Regions from separate parts of the Homo sapiens genome. Here region 1 is linked to region 2. Evidence: chromatin contacts called from ENCODE Hi-C or POLR2A ChIA-PET data. All regions are on one chromosome and are shown on one strand. The core of a region is the stretch at or near the end of the contact, and the rest is flanking DNA. Distances in the headings are between cores, read along the strand shown. Region 1 has its middle 33 kb from the start of SLC25A4. Region 2 has its middle 12 kb from the start of ENPP6.

Region 1 (2,700 bases), core at 114-2,613, 880 kb after region 2:
AAGGTGTCAAGGCCAGGCCCCGTGGCTCATGCCTGTCATCCCAGCACTTGGTGAGGCTGAGGCAGGCAGATCACCTGAGGTCAGGAGTTTGAGACTAGCCTGGCCAACATGGTGAAACCCCATCCCTACTAAAAACGCACACATTAGCTGGGTGTGGTGGCACATGCCTGTAGTGCCAGCTACTTGGGAGGCTGAGGCAGGAGAATTGCTTGAACTCAGGAGGTGGAGGTTGCAGTGAGCCAAGATCATGCCACTGCACTCCAACCTGGGTGACAGGGCAAGAGTTTATCTCCAAAAAAAAAAAAAAAAAAAAACCACACACAAAAAAAACAGGTGTCAGACTCTTAGTTAATCTCTCCTAGATCCAGGAAAGGCCTGGCTGCATTGACAGAAATCCTCTACAGATGCAAATTTCCCCCACAGAAGACTTTGCAGGACCATTTCAAAATATGTCAAAGAAATATATTTTGGGGTAAAATAATTTTATTTTCCTCAAGGTCTACTGTCTGTCATATGATGCTATACCAGAGTCAGGTTGGAATTTTGTATCTTATTGCCACAAAGAGTCTGTTTTGTCAGGCTTAACATGTCTATTGTAATGTTAATGCTGGTCAGTTGTGCCAAAACTCCAAAGGGAAGGTGTAGGTGTGTCCTACCTCCCTTCCCATGATGGCTGGGAATTCAGTTTTTCAGGTTTTTCTGGAGTCCCATTTGCTCAGAGAGGGTCCATTCAATCACTTGGGGAAACTTAGAATTTTATTTTTGTTTTACAAAAGTTTCAGTTTTTCCAGATGAAAAAGTTCTGCAGATCTGTTGCACAACAGTGTGAATGCACCTAACACTGCTGAGCTGTACACTTAAAAAATGGTTAAGGTGGTAAAATTTATTTATTCTTTTATTTGTTTTTAGATGGAGTCTCAGGCTGGAGTGCAGTGGCACAGTCTCGGCTCACTGCAACCTCCGCCTCCCAGGTTCAAGCAATTCTCGTGTCTCAGCCTCCCGAGTAGCTGGGATTATAGGCACACACCACCATGCTAATTTTTTGTGTTTTTAGTAGAGACAGGTTTCTGCCATGTTGCCAGGATGGTCTTGAACTCCTGAGTTCAGGCAATCCGCCCACCTCGGCGTCCCAAAGTGCTAGGATTACAGGGGTGAGTCACCGCGCACAGGAAGGTGGTAAAATTTAATGTCAGAATTTTTTTACCACAATAAAAAAAAAACTTGTTGTAGTATGAGAATAAAGAAGAAATTTTAAACCACTCAAAAGTGAATACCTCAGAGAGAAAATCTCTATTAACCAATGGGAGCTTATCACTATTGATTTTTCAACAGTTAATGAGTGCCCTACCCTGTGGCGCTGTTTCCTGGCAGCAAATAATGAACGTGACAGGCATAGATCCAGCTTTCATTCGTAAGGAAATCAGCAGTTACTTTAAAAGGCAATAGGTTCGGCGGGCGCAGTGGCTCATGCCTGTACTCCCAGCACTTTGGGAGGCCAAGGTGAGTGGATCACAAGGTCAGGAGTTCGAGACCAGCCTGACCAACATGGTGAAACCCAATCTCTACTAAAAATACAAAAATTAGCCAGGCATGGTGGCACGTGCCTGTAATCCCAGCTACTCAGGCGGCTGAGACAGGAGAATTGCTTGAACCCGGGAGGCGGAGGTTGCAGTGCGCTGAGATCATGCCACTGCACTCCAGCCTGGGTGACAGAACAAGACTCTGTCCCCCCAAAAAAAAAAAAAAATAGGCAATAGGTTCTACTGTAAGGGGACACGCAGAGAGGAATAAAAGCATGGAGAAGGGGTGAGGAGATCCTGGTGGAGATGAGGAAAGCATTCCTGAGGAAATGAGGGCTAATCTGAGATTTGAAGGATGAGAAGAAGATGTCTTTTTTTTGTTTTTTTCGGCTAGTCAAGTGAAGCAGTGGGAGTGGAGAAGGAACAAAGAAATCCTTAACTGGTTGTGACTGCACTCGGACCACCTGAGAAGAAGATATGAAGACAAAAAGAAGGCACGGACTTTCTGTTCGGAACATGTGCAAAAGTCTAGGCAATATAAAGCACGCTGCTTAAGATGGGGGAATAGGACACCCACATATGCTGAGGCGGTGCCAGGACCAGGATAGCAGAGGGCTCTGGAACCCATGTCAGTGAGCCTGAACATCTTCCTGCGGGTAGGCTCCTTGACATGGGTTCCAGAGCCCTCTGCTACCCTGGAACCCATGTCAATGAGTCTGAACATCAGTAGGAGAGTCACTAGAGAGCCTGAGTGTAGAGTGGACAAGGTTAGATTCAATTTAAGAAGACCTCTCTGGCTTCAATGTGGAGGATGGATTGAAGGGGCTCACTGCTGGTTGAGGCTGTGACAGTGGGCTCGGTGAGACAAGCACGGGCATAGCCTGTTGTTAATAATGTTGTATTTATAGTTTTTGGCTTAAGACTTTTTACTTAATATTTCATATTTAGGGTTTTCCCATTTCATTAAAAATTCATTGTAATCATTTTTAATACCTGCTTGGCATTTCATTGTATGGATAATCCATGATTTATTTAACTACTCTTCTATTTTTAAAGGTTGTTTCTGTTTCTTAGTCTAGAATGAGTAGAATTAATATTTTGGTACAAGGATTCTTGTCCACATTTTATAAATATTTTCATAAATATTAAGATTATACTAATCTCTTGCATCAGATGGCAG
Region 2 (2,700 bases), core at 157-2,656:
CAATAACTTCACATTCTACTCAGGGTGGAAACCAGGGTGTTTCAGCTGGGCTTGGTGGCGCATGCCTGTAATCCCAGCTACTCGGGAGGCTGAGGCAGGAGAATCGCTTGAACCAAGGAGTCAGAGGTTGCAGTGAGCCAAGATTGCGCCACTGCACTCCAGCCTGGGCGACAGAGCGAGACTCCGTCTAAAAAAAAAAAGAAAAGAAAAAAAACCGAGTGTTCATTGTGGTCAACCAGCCCTATACTACCTTGCCTCCCATTACACTGACCTCCTTTCCTACTAATCTCAATCATGCGTGTGTCCCACTTGCAATAACCTCCTTGTTGACAGTAGCTCAAGCCAGATATTCTCTGCCTCTGGGCCTTTGCACTGGCTATTTCCTCTACCTGGGAATGCTCTTCCCCCCGCATCCACATAGCTCCCTCACTTTCTTCAAGTCCTTGTTTACATGTCATCTTCTCAATGAGGTCTAATCCCATCTAAAGTTGCAACCGCACATCCTGAAAAGCTTATAATGCTTTTTATGGTTTGTAATATTTAATAGGTTTATCACCTTTTAATACACTATATAGATGACTTCTTTATTATGGTTATTGTTTATGGTCTGTGTCCACTTACCTCTGGCTCTAATGTTAGCTCAGTGAGGGCAAAGATCTTTGTTTTATTCACTGTGTATTCCAAGAGCCTGGAACAAAATAAGGCTCCCTAAGCACTTGTTGAATAAATGAATCTGTTAAGTGGATCAGGGTCTCTGGTGCCCAGTGGAGAAAAGTAGTATGGTGGGGTGACCAACTTGTTCTGATCTGCCTAAGAGTTTCCTGGTAATAGCACTGAAAGTCCCATGTCCCAGGAAAGCCATCACTCCCGGGCACACTGGGATGGGGGATCACCTAGAATTTGGGGGGAAGTGGGGTGATTGTAAGGGCAGTCTGCTTGTTCTATCAATTGTTCTGTGAATTGCATGATAGATGGAGAACCAGTGGAGGACTAGTGAAACCCTCCCCTCAGTACTGAAGACAGCAAGCCACAAAGAACATTTTAAAAGCTTCCAGAGATAAAAAGCAGATAGTATACACAAGAACAAGAATTAAGCTAGCCTTAAAACTGTCATGAAAATTTGAGGGGTCTGATGAAAATGTTCTCAAGCCTTCAAGACCCCTTTACTCTCTTTGTCTCTCTCTCTCTCTCTCTCTCTCACACACACACACACACACACACACATACACACACACACAATGAACATTCTCTTGGAAGATGTATTCTTCAGAAGGGAAACAAATTCACGAGTTGCTTCAAGTACGTATGATCAAAGGAAGAAAGGAGGAAAAGAGAGTCCCTAACAACCCAGTCTATGATCTCTGGATCGCACGGGGCAGCCTCTCTGTGGTGGCTTCAACCCTGTGGGACTCTTGCTTGGCTGGAAGCCAAGCCTCCAGCACCGTGGCTAGGACCAGGGAGCTACGCAATAACTCCGCTTCCGTAACCACTGTTTCCTGGGGGCAGGAACTTAGAGAGTCTCAGACTGCTGAATGCTTCTTCCTGTAACTAAGACCTGGAGCACAATTCGGGGAAGGAACGGGTGAGGTCCCCAGAAGATGCTGGGTTTGGGCACGAAACCGCAGAGCCCCTCTCTCCCTGCCAGCCCCCGGCCAGCCAGAAAGCCCAGAAAGCAGCACTGGATCTGAGAGATGTGGGCCCGTTGTCAGCTTCCACCTTCTCTCCCTGGACTCTACCCGCCCAGATACTGGAGGGACTACATAGGCCCATTCATTGCAAAGAATGTCCCCTAGTCCTTCTCAGAGAGGGCAATGTGGGGCCATTTCACTGCAGCTCCTGGATGAGGAGACAGACCGCACTGCTCGGCACAGCAAATCACTAAACCCTGCCCTTAGCCCCCAGGAGGAGGTGAGGTTTCCAGATACACAAATGCTCAGCCCTCCTGCCTTCCATCCTGTGGGTCCCAAACCTGGGCATTTGTGAGAGAAAATAATTCCACCTCCGAGTATAAATTGCTTTTAAAAAACAAAAGTCCCAGCTGGGCATGGTGGCTCATGCCTGTAATCCCAGCACTTTGGGAGGCCAAGGCGGGTGGATCACCTGAGGTCAGGAGTTTGAGACCAGCCTGGTCAAGATGGTGAAACCTGGTTTCTACTAAAAAGAAAAAAATTAGCTGGATGTGGTGGCACGCACCTGTAGTCCCAGCTACTGGGGAGGCTGAGGCTGGAGAACCGCTTGAACCCAGGAGGCAGAGGTTGCAGTGAGCCGAGATCATGCCACTGCATTCCAGCCTGGGTGACAGAGCAAGACTCCATCTTAAGAAAAAAAAAAAAAGGAAGTCTTTTTTATTCTAAGCATTGTTTCCAATATGCAAAAATAAGGAAATCTTTCCATTAGGGAAATCTTTCCATTAGAGAAATCATGTATATAGTTTTCAAAGCTCTTTCATTTTTTTTGAACCTCAATACAAATAGGTAGGGCCATTCTCACTTTTCTCTGTTTATAGATGAAAACATTGATATCTAGAATTAAATGTGCTTGCATTTATGCACTGTTATTTCCTTAAAATAGTGTCACAAAAATTATAATAAAATCACTGTATAAGCAAATTTTGAATTCAAATACCCCAGAAAAAATAAAACACTACATAATTCCAAAGCTGAAAGCCAGTGAATTGTAAAATGTTTTTATACTGTTGCC

What was found. Hi-C counts contacts between places; a loop is a spot of excess contacts on that map. ChIA-PET counts read pairs that join two places held with the same protein, here RNA polymerase II (POLR2A).
Region 1: a loop to region 2 is called in a map with no recorded cell type, with 3 times the contacts of the local background. The contact joins two enhancer-like sites. A Hi-C loop is called at or near these places in 1 of 37 single-sample maps with no recorded cell type. POLR2A ChIA-PET finds 5 or more read pairs at or near these places in 1 of 52 experiments (HEK293).

The regions. Positions count from the first base shown.
Region 1 is chr4:185,109,313-185,112,012 of GRCh38, forward strand. No RefSeq gene overlaps it. Among named protein-coding and RNA genes, the nearest start is that of SLC25A4, 33 kb to the right of the region's middle. RefSeq lists an enhancer at 168-806. Within about 2 kb of position 1,364, at least 6 of the 41 ENCODE cell types and tissues checked have a DNase peak (open chromatin) inside an H3K27ac peak, as active enhancers do.
Region 2 is chr4:184,228,810-184,231,509 of GRCh38, forward strand. No RefSeq gene overlaps it. Among named protein-coding and RNA genes, the nearest start is that of ENPP6, 12 kb to the left of the region's middle. Within about 2 kb of position 1,407, at least 3 of the 41 ENCODE cell types and tissues checked have a DNase peak (open chromatin) inside an H3K27ac peak, as active enhancers do.